Regions from separate parts of the Homo sapiens genome. Here region 2 is linked to region 1. The links are chromatin loops, found by intact Hi-C in ENCODE. Cell type or tissue: PC-9. All regions are shown on one strand.

Region 1 (8,000 bases):
CTGAGCCCAGACCTGTCCATCCAAATGCCAACGTGGCATCTCTCATGGATATATATATATATATATATATATATATATTTTTTTTTTTTTTTTTTTTTTGCCCCCAAGGCAGAGTCTCGCTCTGTTACCCAGGCTGGAGTGCAGTGGTGCAATCTCTGCTCACTGCAACCTCTGCCTCCCGGGTTCAAGCGATTCTCCCGCCTCAGCCTCCCGAGTAGCTGGGATTACAGGCATGTGTCACCACGCCTGGCTAATTTTTGTGTTTTTAGTAGAGATGGGGTTTCACCATGTTGCCCAGCTTGTCTTGAACTCCTGACCTCGGGTGATCCACCCGCCTCGGCCTCCCAAAGTGCTGGGATTACAGGCGTGAGCCACCGTGCCCGGCTTCTCATTGTTACTTAATAGATGTCTGAAAGTTCACACGTGCGAGTTACAGACCAAGCTTTCCAGCCCAAGCACGTGCTTCTTCCAGTCTTCCCCACCTCACTAAATGACAGCTGCAGCCACTCTGCCACTCCTGCCAGAAACCTGAGTCATCTATAAGGCATTAGTCCATTTGTTCACTTATCAAGTGGTCTGTGAGCACCTCTATGTGCCAGGCACTACATCTAAGCACCAAGAGTGCCTGGTATGTAAATGTCTCATCGAAGAATTTATAGCATCTCTTTCTCACCTCCCAGAATCTATTCACTCCCAATTCCATTCTCTCTTACTTCCAAAACATAATAAATCCACACATTTTCCCTCATTTTTAGTGCTATCACCCTTGTCTGAGCCACCATCACTTCTGTCTAGGTTAGAGAAAGACCCTCCAGTCTTACCTCCCCGATATCCATTCTTCCTTCCTTTTTATTTTATTATTTTATTTTTGTTTTAATTTACTTAATTTTTAGAGACAGGGTCTTGTTCCCTTGACCAAGCCGCAGTGCAATGGTGCCATCAGAGCTCACTGTGGCCTCAAACTCTCGAACATCTGTGCTCAAGGGATCCTCCCACCTCCGTCTCCCAAGTAGGTGGGACCACAGGTACATGCCAACATGCCTAGCTAATTTTTTATTTTTTGAGACAGGGTTTCACTCTGTTGCCTGGGCTAAAGTGCAGTGACACAAACACAGCTCCTGCAGCCTCAACCCCATGGGCTCAAATGATCCCTGCACAGTGCTGGGATTACAGGTGTGAGCCACCATGCCTGGCCTCCAGCTAACTTCTTATTTTGTAATTTTTTTGTAGAGACGGGGTCTTGCTATGTTGCCCAGACGGGTCTCAAACTCCAGGCCTCAAGCAATCCTCCCAACTTGGCCTCCCAAAGCACTGAGGTTGCAGGCATGAGCCACCTCACCCAGCCTTGCTTCCTTTTAATCCGCCCCTCACACGGAAGCCAGAGAAATCTTTAAGTATGAGTCAGATCAGATCATTTTCCTGCTCAAAACATCTCCATGCTGCTGGGGTGCTTTGTTGTGCTTCCAACCCCACCACATACTAGCATTCATTTTATTCCTGGAACACGATTTCTGGCCTCAGGGTCTTTGCCATTCTGTTCCCTCTGCCTGGGATGCTCTTCCCTGCACTCTTTGCTGGACAAGCTCCTACTCATCCTTTAGATGTCAGCCTGCTGTATATCCCCAAAGGAGCCCCCTCTTGGCCTCAATATAAATTGGGTCCCCAAGCTTTTTGCTTTCATGGCAAACACAACTTCTCATCACAGTCTAATCAAGTGTAACACTTGATGTGTGTGATTACCCCTTGTCTGCACTGCACAGCAAGCCCCATAAAGAAAGGTCCATGTCTCTGTCACTCTCATTGTGTCCCCAAAACAGGCATGCAATAAATGTTGGTACAACAAATAAATGTGGGATTTTTAGAGCCTTTGCTATAGATCCTTTGCACGCTGTGACCGCCCAAAAAAGGGACAGCATTTTTCCAAGTCCTATCTGCAGGATGCCCAATGGGCTAGGACACTTCTGTCAACTATTGCCCAGAATAATTCAGCAGAACACCATTTGAAAACCACTGATTGGTAGGGTGCAGTGGCTCATGCCTGTAATCCCAGCACTTTGCAAGGCTGAGGCGGGAGAATCGCTTGAGTTCAGGAGATTGAGACCAGCCAAGGCAACACAGGGAGACCCCATTTGTACAAAAAATAAAAATAAAAAAGTTAGCAGGGCATGCTGGTGAGCTATGATAGTACTACATTTCAGCCTGGGCAACACAGAGAGACCCTGTGAAAGAAAAGACAGAAAAGAAACGAGAGAGAGAGAGAACAGAAAACACACACAGAGAGAGAGAGGAGGCAAAGAAGGAAAGAAGGAAGGAGAAAGGGAAAGAAAGGAAGAAATAAATAATAAAAGAGAGAGAAGAAAGAAAGAAAGAAAGAAAAAAGGGAAAAGAAAGAGAAACAGAGAGGTGGGAGGGAGGGAAGGAAGGAAAGAAGGAAGGAGAAAGAAAGGGAAAGAAAGGAATAAGGAAAGAAATAAAAGAAAGAAGGAAAGAAAGAAAGAACAAAGAAAAGAAAGGAAAAGAAAGAAAAAGAAAGAAAGAGAAAAAGAAAGAAAGGAAAGAAAAAGAAAATCACTGATATTGTGGCTGAGCTCATGGCCACAGGAATTGAGTCTTGGCTTGGCCACTCACTATCTGTATTACCTTGAGCAAGTTATTTAATGACCCTTAGACTCTGTCCATGAATTAGGGGGTGCTGTACCTACCTTACAGGGTTTCTGTGTCAGTTAGATGAGATCCAGGCGTAAAGTTCTCTGCACGTGTCTGACACGTACCAGTGAAGACTTGTATTTGCCTTGTAGTTAACAGCAGCTGCAGTTGTAGTAAATACATTCCTATAGCTTTTTAATGCTTATGTGGATACATTTACCTTCGTTATCTCTGGGTAACACACCTGTGGGGTGGGTCAGCCTGAGGTTCATATTCCCATTTGACAGATAAGGAACCTGAGACTCGGTGAGGCAAAATGTTTGGCTCAATGTCCCTGACCTTGGTTAAGTGGAAGAGCTGGGACCCACGTACGGTGCTGCTGGCTGCCGGCTGCTGGCTTCATACCACCATGCCCACCCCACAAACACACTCCATTGTCCTGGTGTATGACAAGCTTTCTCTGCAGAGAGGGCTGAGCTTCCCCTGCCCCACAGGTGACAGCTGGAGTCCTTCTGCCAGCACCTGTCCCCAGACCAACTTCCCAGTTTGGAGAGTGGCTACCTGTTTGGGGGCAGGGGGTGTCTTACCTTATTCCAGATGCAGGGCTCACCTGCCCTGGGGGCTGTCAGTGGCTTCTAAGGCACTAGGAGGTGGCGGTGGTTGTAAGGAGGGAGATACCCGGGATCCTCTCTCTTTGCAGCCAAGAGCTTCCGGAGACAGCAGTGACCCTTCCTCCTATATGCCCGCTGCTGAGAGAGCCTCCAAGCGGGTCAAACTCCAAACTCCAGCCTCAGCTGCAGCGGGGATTAAAGGAAGCGTGAATGATCTCCCCAGGGCAGAAGAGAGAACGGGGCCCAGCCCAGGACCCTTGAACTCTGAGCAGGTGGGGAAGGTGACATGTCCCACGCTCTGCCCACACCGTCCTCCACCAGGGTCCTCACCTGCGTGGGGACCCATGGCATGGAGGGGTTGGGGAGACGCTGGAGCCCAAGGCACCATCCTGCTTCACTCACCCAGTCTTCCACTGTCCCGCCTCCACGCTGGGGACAGGCAGGCTTGGGACGAGCTGGAGGAAGGGGAGGGGAGGAAAAATGCTGGCGGCGGATGGAGGGGACAGAGGCAAAGTGCCAGGAGGGACGTCCAGCCACAGCCCTCACCGCAGTGGCAGCAACAGGAACAGCAACCATTGCTTGTGCAACCCCTTTCCATATACTCTTCAGACAGAGGCATGGCAAAGAACAGGTGTCTGCCTGAAGTCGAGAGTTCGAGACCAGCCTGACCAACATGGAGAAACCCCATCTCTACTAAAAATACAAAGTTAGCCGGGTATGGTGGTGCATGCCTGTGGTCCCAGCTACTCGGGAGGCTGAGGCAGGAGAATCACTTGAATCCGGGAGGCGGAGGTTGTGGTGAGCCGAGATTACACCATTGCACTCCAGCCTGGGCAACAAGAGCGAAAATCAGTCTCAAAAAAAGAAGAAGAAGAAGAAGAAGAGGTGTCTGAGGCCCTGAAAAACCGTCAGGAGTGACCGAGCCATGGCCAGGCGCCCACATCGGGCCCAGGACATCAGCGGGGCATAGCGAAGATTTCTGCCAGATGCTCAAAGCATCCAAAACTTTATTTACTTTTTATTTCTGAGACAGGATCTCACTCTGTCACCCAGGCTGGAGTGCAGTGGTGGCATCACAGCTTGCTGCAGGCTCATCCTCCTGGGCTCAAGTGATCCTCCCACCACAGCCTCCCGAGTAGCTGGGACTACAGGCGTGCACCACCACACCCAGCTAATTTTTTCATTTTTTTGGTAGAGAGAGAATCTTGCTATGTTGCCCAGGCTGGTCTCCAACTCCTGGGTTTAAGTGATCCTCCCACCTTGGCCTCCCAAAGTGCTGGGATTACAGGGGTCAAACACTGTGCCAGGCCAAATACCAAAACATTTTAAAAATAGTTACTAGTATTTGCAAACCAAGAGGCTTGAAACATAATTCTAGAATACTCACTTTTCTAGAACAACCTGAAGATCTGGCCTCACCAGGCCCCCATGGCCACAGGACAGCTGCTGACTGGGGAGGAGTCGTGGCCTCCCCATCTCACTCCTTCACTGGGCCTGCCAGGCTCTGGGGGGCCCTCAGCTGAGGCCCCTGTCCTGGCACCGAGTAGCCAGAAATAATAGCAGTGATGAACACGTGCCAGGCTCTAAGGGCACAACATGCCTTTACTCACTTGGTCTTTCCAACAACCCTCGAAGTTAGGTCCTGTTATCTCTATCTTACTGACGAGGTAACAGAGGTAGAGGAGATGAGTCATCGGCCCAGGATCACCCGGGTTGTAAGTGACACAGCAAGATTTCAGCCCAGGCCACCTGGCTCTAGAGTCCTGCAGGAGCAGTGGAGGGTGGCTTGACTGGATAAAGGGTGGCCTGGGTGAGCAAACACTGGGTGACTGACCAACACCAGTATGAATGGGGCCTTTGGGGGAGGGACCTGCCCTGGGGGACAGATTTACAGAAGGAACAGCTGGGATTGGAGAAGAGGGACAGACAGAAGGCCATGAATCTGTGATCTGCAGCAGAGGCCACAGCACCAGGAAAGGCAGTGGGGTGCCACCGAGGGTGCACTGCTTCGCCAACCTGGGGTCCAGTCCTGACTTCTTGGGAATGTCTGGGGAGCCTTAGCCATGTGCAGGGTGTCTACAGAAGAGGCGTGGTAGTGAGTGAAGCCGGGCAGGTGGAGCTGAGGCTGACCCGAGAGCATGTGTCCCAGCTGAAGAGGACAGCCACGACCCAGCTCCACGTGGGGGAAGACAGGCCCAATGGGGTCAGAACTTCTGATTGTTCTAGAGAAGTTCTGCAAAGTTTCATGATTACGCATCCTTGAGGGCCAGATGTGGCCTGCTCGACCCTTGGCTTGTCACCTCCGATTGTTTCTCTGTCAGGTTTTTCATTTTTACCCTCAGTGCTATAAAGAATAGGAGAGGTGGAGTGCAGGGGCTCATGCTATCATCTCAGAGCTTTGGGAAGCTGAGGCAGGAGGATCTCTTGAGGCCAGGAGTTAGAGGCCAGTCTGGGTAACTCAGTGAGACCCTCATCTCTACACAAAATAGGAAGAATTAGATGGACATAGCAGTGTGCACCTGTAGTCCCAGCTACTCAGGAGACTGAGGTGGGAGAATCGTTTGAGCCCAGGAGTTCAAGGCTGCAGTGAGCCATGATAGTGCCACTACACTCGAGGCAACAGAATGAGATCTCAATTCAAAAAAAAAAAAAAAAAAAAAAAGAACTGTATAACCACTTTAGAGAACTATTTGGACATTTCTTATAAAGTTACCATACACTTTGCCGAGCGCGGTGGCTCATGCCTGTAATCGCAGCACTTTGGGAGGCCAAGGTGGGTGGATCACAAGGTCAGGAGTTCAAGACCAGCCTGCACTCGTCTCTACTAAAAATACAAAAATTAGCTGGGTGTTGTGGTGGGCCCCTGTAATCCCAGCTACTCAGGAGGCTGAGGCAGGAGAATCATTTGAACCTGGGAGGCAGATGGAGGTTGCAGTGAGCCAAGACCGTGCCATTGCACTCCAGCCTGGGTGACAAGGCGAAACTCCATCTAAAAAATAAAATTAAATAAATAAATAAATAAAGTTACCATACACCTCCCCCATGACCCAGCAATTTCACTCTTAGGTATTTATCAAGAGAAATGGAGACATATGTTCCCAAAAAGTTGTGCACACAAGTGTTCATGGTGGCCTTATTCAAAACTGTTTCTAAGTGGAAACAACACCAGTTCCATCGACAGGTGAGTGAAGAAACAAACTGCGGTGCATCCAACACCGTGAAAAACTTTCATCGAAAGGAATGAACTACCCAACCCACGCAACACCACGGATGAATCGAAGACTCTACGAAACATTATGCTGAGCAAAAGGAGCTGACCTGGGCTGGGTGCGGTGGTCACACCTGTGATCCCAGCACTTTGGGAGGCCGAGGTGGGTGGATCGCCTGAGGTCAGGAGTTCGAGACCAGCCTGGCCTATGTTGTAAAACGCTGTCTCTTCCAAAAATATAAAATTAAATTATCCTGCTGTGGTGGTGTGCGCCTGTGGTCCCAGTTACTCGTGAGGCTGAGACAGGAGAATTGCTTGAACCCAGGAGGTGGAGGCTGCAGTAAGCCAGGATCACGCCACTGGACTCCAGCCTGGGTGAGACAGAGCAAGACTCCATCTCAAAAAAAAAAAAAAAAAAAAAAAAAAAAAGCTGACATGAAAAGAGTACAGACCTTATGATTCAATTTATGTGAGGCTCAAGAACAGGAAAGATGGATTTGTGGTGACAGAAGTCAAAGAACAGGACCCAGTGAACAACTGGAAGAGGGTGGGAGTGTGCTCTCAGAGGTGATGGAAATTTCTATTATCTTGAATTGGGTGGTAATTATACGGTATATACAATTGGTAAAACCCCGTGAATTGAAGGATGAACACTTATGCTTTTTTTTTTTTTTTTGACCAAGTCTCACTCTATCACCCAGGATGGAGTGCAATGGCGCCATCTCAGCTCACTTAAACTTCTGTCTCCTGGGTTCAAGTGATTCTCCTGCCTCACCCTCCCAAAGTGCTGGGATTACAGGCATGAGCCACCGCGCCTGGCTGACTCATGCATTTTATTGTATGTAAATTATATCTTTAAAAATGAGAGCAGATGGCCGGGCACAGTGGCTTACCCCTGTAATCCTAGCACTTTGGGAGGCCGAGGTGGGCGGATCATGAGGTCAAGAGATCGAGACAATCCTGGCCAACATGGTGAAACCCTGTCTCTACTAAAAATACAAAAATTAGCCAGGCGTGGTGGGGTGCACCTGTAGTCCCAGCTACTCGGGAGGCTGAGGCAGGAGAATCGCTTGAACACAGGAGATGGAGGTTGCAGTGAGCCGAGATCATGCCATTGCACTGTAGCCTGGGTGACAGAGTGAGACTCCATCTCAAAAAAAAGAGCAAATATACAAACAGTGAATTCATACAGAGCAAATACACTGAGCAAATACAGTTATTGCGAGTCTGTCTCCCAGATTTTAGTTCCAGCCCATTGTCACCACGTAAGAACGTGGGTCTTATGTTGCCAGCATTCCTTTTGCAAGAGAAATCTAAGTCTGGGTTTTTTTTGTTTTTGTTTTTGTTTTTAATAGAAACTCTGATGACTTGTAAGGTTTGGTAAATTCAAAAGCAACAAAATAGCTAAAATGCGGGGTGTGTCAAATGATGCACGGGGCTCTGTTTGGAATCTGTATTCCTGGGTCGCATGTTCTCCTAGAGGGCTCAAGATGTGATTTCTTCCTAGATTTTCTGCAGACTTTTAATAACACACC
Region 2 (8,000 bases), 200 kb before region 1:
GCTAGGATTGCGCCACTGCACCCCAGCCTGGGTGACAGAGCGAGACGGTCTCTAAAATAAACTAGGAGAAATAACTAACATGTCACAAAATACTAACATCTTTACATTATGAAGGACTCTTAAAAACAAATAAATAAAAAACCCTAAAATCCCAGAGGAAAAAATTAAGACAAAAGGCAAACTTGGGGGCAGTTCACAAAAGAAACACAACAGATCAATGAACACACCAAAAGCTCAGCCTTATCAATAATGTAAAAAACCCGAAATGAAAGTAAAAACAGAGAGTTATATTTCTCCTATCAAATTGTCAACAAAAGTATTGTTTAATCTAACTTGGCATTGGCCAAGACGAGGAAGAGGGTGCTTGAGCTGCCCGAAGCTTAAACTGGCACAGTCATACTGCAAGGCACTGCGACGACAGGTACAAAAAGCCTGAAACACACACATATACAATGACCAAATGATCCCATCTAAAACTGAACACAGAGTTACAGTATCAGGTGAACCAACCCGATTATTGTTTGTATGTATAGGATGTTCCCAATTTTGTTAAATGATGTATACACACGCAAGGCTGCCCACAGCAGACACCAAAGTGTTAATACACTGTTATCTCTGCACCTTCCACGAGGCTGCACATCCAGTTCTGCCTGTCAATTTCCATTACACATCTCTGCTCACAAAACCCAGAGAATATCACTTCTATTTTTATATCCTGATTTCATATTTAAAGCCCGGATTCAAAGAACCAAACGTCTCAGATGTGGAAAGACCTCAGAGATTTTCCCACTCTTCTTTCAATCCACAAATGCTTTCAGTTTCCATGACATTCACATGCTGCCTGTTCAAGTTACTGTGTTTTTAAATCACTCACTTTTTAAAAAACACTCAGGTCAAATGTGCTGCCCAATATTTTCTGCTAGCACAATGCTGTAATAAATATCTATTAACATGTAAAACATCTGTGTACCACCCAAAACCATCTCACATTCCTCCCACGGGAAACACTGATCTGGTCCAACCACCTACTCATTCAAGAAGCATTTACTGACTGAGTCCTATCTCCAAGAGCTCAATTGGAACAATGGGTCCTTCTGAAAGGTGTGAAATCCCCTCCAATAGCCATTTCCTCATCTGAGGCTTCAGGGAATGAGACGGGGCCTCCCCATTCACCCAGCTTATAAGGATCAAGCTGGAGCCTCATTTACTTCTTTAAGTGACACCGTGTGCTTACTATGTGCCAGGCATTATTCCAAATGCTTGACAAATATGAACACACACAAACCTCGTAGGACCCTACAAGGCAGACTCAGCTTTATAGATCTAGGTTGAGGCAGTTTCCTCAGCTGCGGAACTTAATTCTATTAACTAGGTAACTGAAGGTTTAATGTATGTTTTCCTTCCTTTTTTTTCTTTTCTTTTCTTTTCTTTTCTTTTTTTTTTTTTTTTTTGAGACAGGATCTCACTGTGTTGCCCAGGCTAGAGTGCAGTGGTGTGATCACAGCTCACTGCACCCTCAACCTCCCTGGGCTCAGGTGTCTCTCCCACCTCAGCCTCCCAAGTAGCTGGGACTACAGGCACACACCACCACACCCAGCTAATTTTTGTATTTTTTGTAGAGATGGGGTTTCATCTTGTTGCCCAGGCTGGTGTTGAATCCATCCACTGCCGCTTCCCAAAGTGCTGGGATTAGAGACGTGAGCCATAATGTGGGTTTTGAAACATACCCACCTGGATTTAGATGTTCCTACCCCTGAACATTTGTTTTATCCCTCATAACACTTGAGTTGTTTAAATGATATGCGTATGTGTACGTGTGTGTATCTGTTTGTGCGCATAAAGTCATGTGTTGCTTAACAATGGGGATGCATTCTGAGAAATGCATTCTTAGGTGATTTCGTTGTACAGACAGCACAGAGAGCACTTACGGAAACCTAGATGGTACAGCCCACTACACACCCAGGCTACATGGTATAGCCTATTGCTCCTGGGCTACAAATCTCTACAGCACATTACTGTATTGAATAATGAAGGCAACTGTAACACAATGTTAAGTATTTGTGTATCTAAACACAGCTAAACATAGAAAAAGTACACTACAAATACAGTATAAAAGGCTAAAAATGATCCACCTCTATAGGACACCTGCACTGAATGGAGTTTACAGGGCTGGAAGTTGCCCTGGGTGAGTCAGTGAGTGAGGGGTGAGTGAGTGTGAAGACGCAGGACATTACACTGTGTAAACTTTAAAAGCAGTGTATGCTAGCCAGGCACAGTGGCTCACGCCTGTAATCTCAGGACTTTGGGAGGCTGAGGTGGGCAGATCACAAGGTCAGGAGTTCGAGACCTTCCTGGACAACATGGTGAAACCCCGTCTCTTCTAAAAACACAAAAAATTAGCCAGGCATGGTGGCACATGCCTGTAATCCCAGCTACTCAGGAGGCTGAGGCAGAAGAATCGCTTGAACCTGGAAGGTGGAGGTTGCAGTGAACTAAGATCGTGCCACTACACTCCAGACTCTGTCTCAAAAAAAGAAAAAAAAAAGAAAAAAAAAACTAAGACACAATCACATACATTATCCTAGGCCTACACAGAGTCAGCACCATCAATATCACTCTCCACCACCTCTACATCTTGTTCCCCTGGAAGGTCTCCAGGGGCAATAACATGAATGGAGCTGACATCTCCCAAGATAATGATTTCTTCTTCTGGAATATTTCCTGAAGGACCTGCCTGAGGGCTTTTACAGTTAACTTTTTGTTAATAAGTAGTTGCTCTGGGTGAGTCAGCAAGTTGTTATTCTAAAATAACAATAAAAAGTACAGCATAGTAAATACATAAACCGTTAACACAGTTTTTTATCATGATCAAGTTTCATGTATTGTACATAATTGTATGTGTTACACTTTTATAGGACAGGCTGCACGGTAGGTTTGTTTACACCAGCATCCACATAAGCTCATGAGTGATGTACCGTGCTAAGACATTAGGACAGCTACGTCACTAGGTGATAAGATAATAGAGCTGAAAAATTCCCGTGGGACCGCCACCACCATATATGCGGGCAGCTGTTACCCGAAGGCATCACTGTACATGTATTTGAGATTGCAAAATTCAACTATGTTCAGCATTAAAATCTCAGATTTAGAATTTCAACTGCATGCTGCTTGTGGTCTGTAAGATATGGCACTACCTCCAACTTTAATTCTATTGTTCTTTTATACCTTTTAGTTTCATTTTTAGTTTCTATTTCCTGTTGGTTTTATTATTGGTTTATAAACGGAAGGCAGGAAGCAAAATCTTTTTTTTTTTTTTTTTTTTTTGAGACAGACTCTCATTCTGTCGCCCAGGCTGGAGTGCAGTGGCATGATCTTGGCTCACTGCAACCTCCATCTCCGGGGTTCAACTGATGCTCGTGCCTCAGCCTCCCGAGTAGCTGGGATTACAGGCACCCACCACCATGCCCGGCTAATTTTTGTACTTTTAGTAGAGACGGGTTTTCACCGTGTTGCCCAGGCTGGTCACAAACTCCTGGCCTCAAGTGATCCGCCCGCCTCAGCCTCCCAAAGTGCTGGGATTACAGGCATGAGTCACCACGCCTGGCCAGGAAGCAAAGTCTTAAGGGCAAAAGACGCTGTACTGAAACAGAGCTAGGCTTCGTCTCCCTTCCTCCTTTCAGGGCTGTTGCTAGTATACAGCTAATGTGCCAGGACTTAAATAGTAGCTGGGATTACAGGCACCCACCACCATGCCCGGCTAATTTTTGTATTTTTAGTAAAGACGGGGTTTCACCGTGTTGCCCAGGCTGGTCACGAACTCCCGACCTCAAGTGATCCGCCCGCCTCAGCCTCTCAAAGTGCTGGGATTACAGGCATGAGTCACCACGCCTGGCCAGGAAGCAGTCTTAAGGGCAAAAGACGCTGTACTGAAACAGAGCTAGGCTTCGTCTCCCTTCCTCCTTTCAGGTCTGTGGCTAGTATATAGTTAATGTGCCAGGACTTAAATGCTGAGTCACCTAAAAAGCTGAGCCTCAATCCTCAATAACCAGGAAGACTCATATAGGCTGCAATTCCCTTCCAGAGGAGACTGCCCGTGTTGCCTTTTGCTTTCATCTAATGTCTCTTTACTTTACAAAGAATAATATGATCTAAAATCTGTCTCTGTTGTAAGCAGTCACTGAATATTGGGCAAAGCATAAATGGCAAAGGGAGCAACATTCACACGAAGGTAAAAGAAATGGGGAAACCCAATCAGAAAATTCTCTTGGATCAATGTTCTGTATCTAACTCAACAAAAAGCCAGTAAATACAGAATATCATGCAAGATGCCACAGACCTGAGTAATACCAAAGTACTTTGGGAAAAGAATAAAACCCTTACCACGTATTGCAAATATTATATGGTTTGCCTGTACATTTTCTTAATGTATTTATTTTTCCTTTGTAGTAAGTGCATTTTGTGTTCTACTCACAAAATATCTGCCCACCCCATGGTTGCAAAGATATTCTCCCATGTTTTCATGTGTAAGATTTACGATTCTAGCTTTTATGTTTAGGTTTATGAACAATTACCAACTAATTTGTGTGTATGGCATGAGATGGGGTGAAGGTTAATTTCTTTCCTCATGTGAATATCCAGTTGATCTAGAATTATTCATTAAAAATAATTTCCTGGCTGGGCAGTGGCTCACACCTACAATCCCAATACTTTGGGAGGCTGAGGTGTGAGTACTGCTTGAGCCCAGGAGTTCGAGACCAACCTGGGCAACACAGTGAGACCCTGTCTCTACAAACAAAAAACAACAAAACATTAGCTGGACATGGAAGTACACACCTGCATTCCCAGCTACTTGGGAGGCTGAGGTGGGAGGATCACTTGAGCTCAGGAGGCTGGGGCTGCAGTGAGCCATGATCATACCACTGCATTCCATCTTGGGCGACAGAGGAAGACCCTCTCTTAAAAAAAAAAAAAAGAAATTAAATGACTTTCCTTCCTTCCACCAGAAAATTGACTTACTCGCTCTGGGCAAAAATCAACTGACAGTACGTATGCAGGTCTATTTCTGGACTCAGTTTCACTGATATATTTGTCTATTGTGATGTCAAGACCAATGTTTTGATTAGTGTAGCTTTATAGTAAGTCTTAAAATTAAGTGGTATAAAAAATTAGCAGTTTAAGTTCTCCAACTTTGCTCTTTTTTTTTTTTTTTTGCTATTCTAGATATTTTGCATTTCCATATAAATTTTAGAATCAACTTGTTAGTTTCTTCAAAAAAAAAAACAAATAGGATTTTAACTGGGATTGCATTGACTCCATAGATCAATTTGGGGAGAACAGACATCTTAATATCAGGTCTTCTAATATATGAACAAAGTAACCTCTTCCTTATTTAAGTATTTATTAATTTCTCTCACCAATATTTTAGTGAGAGAGTAAAAGTATTCTCTCACAATACTTTTCTGGTAAAGGTGTTTTCATGTCTTTCATTAGAGTTATTCTAATGATTTTTGATGCTACTGTTTTTATGCTGTTTTTCCTTTTTTCTTTTTTTGGGACAGGATCTCTCTGTCACCCAGGCTGGAGTGCAGTGGTATGATCACAGATCACTGCAGCTTCAACCCTCCCAGTCTCAAGCTATCCTCTCACCTCAGCCTCCCAAGTAGCTGTGACTACAGGTACTCGCCACCATACCCAGCTAATTTGGTTCACTTTCTTGTAGAGACAAGGTCTCACTATGTTGCCTATGTTGCTCAAAGTCCTGGGCTCAAGGGATCCTCCCACCTTGGCCTCCCAAAGTGCTGGGATTACAGGTATGAGCCACCGTGCCTGGCCTGATGCTATTGCAAATGGTATTTTACATTTTCATATATATATATGTTTCATGTATATATGTGTGTGTGTGTGTATTTACAACATATATATATCTGATAAAAATATTCCAGGCTGGGCGCAGTGGCTCATGCCTGTAATCCCAGCACTTTGGGAGGCCGAGGTGGGAGGATCGCCTGAGGTCAGGAGTTCAAGACCAGCCTGGCCAACATAGTGAAACCCCGTCTCTACTAAAAATAGAAAAATTAGCCGAGTGTGATGGTGCATGCCTATAGTCCCAACTACTTGGGAGGCTGAGGCAGGAGAATTGCTTGAGCCTGGGAGGCTGAGGTTGTAGTGAGCCGAGATTGCACCACTGCACTCCAGCCTGGGTGACAGAGTGGGACTCCATCTCAAAAAAAAAAAAAATTCCTATCCAGAATATATAATACACTCCAACAAATATAAAACAACAGTATCACCAACAAAAATGTGCAAAACAGACAGTTCACAAAAGATGACATGGGAATGGCCAATAAGTACATGAAAAAGCGCTTATTAGTCGCCAGGGAAATATGACTTAAAACCATGAGATGCTATTTCACACCCACGGACAATACAGAACGTTAACAAGGATATGGAGAAACTGCAAGTTCTGCTATGTAGCTGGTGGGAAGTGTCAACTGATAAATCACTTTGGATATTAGTGTGGTAGTTACATATGTCCCCACCCTATGACTAAGCACTTCCACTCCTAAACATTTATCTAAGAGAAATAAATTAAGAATGTTCATTGCAGCCAATTTACACTGGTCCAAAACTGGACACAACCCAAATGTTCATCAAAAGGTGAATGGATGAACAAATCCTATATTCACACAACTCAAAAAGGAGCAAATGACTTTCCAATGGCAAAGACTGTCTCCTTGACCAAACTCTAGCCAGCTCCTCTGACCCCTCTTCTCAACTAGGCCTTAACCTTGGCCTATAAAGACTTGAGCAAGGTTGGGCATGGTGGCCCGTGCCTGTAATCCCAGCACTTTGAGAGACCGAGGCAGGAGTGTCACTTGAGCCCAGGAGTTCTAGACTGGCCTAGGCAACAGAGACAGGCCCCAACTCTACAAAAAGTTTAAAAATTAGCAGAACGTGGTGGTGCATGCCTGTAGTCCCAGCTACTAGGGAGGCTGAGGCAGGAGGATCACTTGGGTTTGGGGAGGTCAGCACTGCAGTGAGCTGTGATCACATCACATCACTGCACTCCAGCCTGGGTGACAGAGCAAGTCACAAAAAAACAAAACAAAAACAAAAACAAAAACAAAAACAAAAAAACAAAATCAAAAAAGCCAATAAATAAACAAAAATCAGGCTGGACACGGTGGCTCACACCTGTAATCCCAGCACTTTGGGAGGCCAAGGCAGGCTGATCACCTGAGGTCAGGAGTTTGAAACCAGCCTGGCTAACATTGCAAAACCCTGTCTCTATTAAAAATATGAAAATTAGCCGGGTTTGGTGGCACAAGCCTGTAATCCCAGCTACTTGGGAGGCTGAGGCAGGAGAATCACATGAACCCAGGAGGCAGAGGTTGCAGTGAGCCGAGATCACACCACTGCACTCTAGCCTGGGTGACAGAGTGAGACTCTGTCTCAAAAAAAAAAAAAAAAAAAGACTTGAGCAAACACTAACATAGTTTCTTTTTGTTGTTATTTAAACAAATTGTTGGCTGGGTGCCATGGCTCACGCCTGTAATTCCAGTACTTTGGGAGGCCGAAGCAGGCGATTACTTGAGGTAAGGAGATCGAGACCAGCCTGGCGAACATGATGAAACCCCATCTCTACTAAAAATACAAGAATTAGCCACAAATTACAGGTGTGGTGGCTCACACCTGTAATCTCAGATACTCAGGAGGCTGAGGCATGAGAATCACTTGAACCCGGGAGGAAGAGGTTGCGGTGAGCCGAGATCGTGCCACTGTACTCCAGCCTGGGTGAACCAGTGAGACTCCATCTCAAAAATATAAAAATAATTATTTATTTTGTAGAGAGGGAGGTATTACTATGTCACCCAGGCTTGTCTCGAACTCCTGGGCTCCAGTGATCCATCCTCCCACCTTGGCCTCCCAAAGTGCTGGGAGCCACCGCACCTGGCCTTTTTTGTTTGTTTGTTTTTTGTTTTTGTTTTTGTTTTGAGACA

Evidence for each region. Peaks named below come from ENCODE experiments on the same cell type or tissue, not always from the same donor. Only the 100,000 strongest peaks of a DNase experiment are listed, where the experiment ranks them.
Region 2: a loop joins it to region 1, with 8 times the contacts of the local background. A loop is called at or near these places in 9 of 110 quality-filtered maps.

Annotation. Positions count from the first base shown.
Region 1 is chr16:24,841,672-24,849,671 of GRCh38, reverse strand. SLC5A11 (solute carrier family 5 member 11) reads right to left here and starts at 3,709. Exons shown (of 17, transcript NM_001352248.3): 1 at 3,660-3,709; 2 at 3,234-3,440. In PC-9, no CTCF peak of the experiment used is centred here; DNase peaks (open chromatin) are centred at 551, 1,371, 4,651 and 4,991; H3K27ac peaks cover 2,332 bases.
Region 2 is chr16:25,044,709-25,052,708 of GRCh38, reverse strand. No RefSeq gene overlaps it. Among named protein-coding and RNA genes, the nearest start is that of LINC02175, 18 kb to the left of the region's middle. RefSeq lists a silencer at 2,887-3,181. In PC-9, no CTCF peak of the experiment used is centred here; DNase peaks (open chromatin) are centred at 1,068, 2,828, 3,618 and 3,978; H3K4me3 peaks cover 2,394 bases; H3K27ac peaks cover 3,441 bases.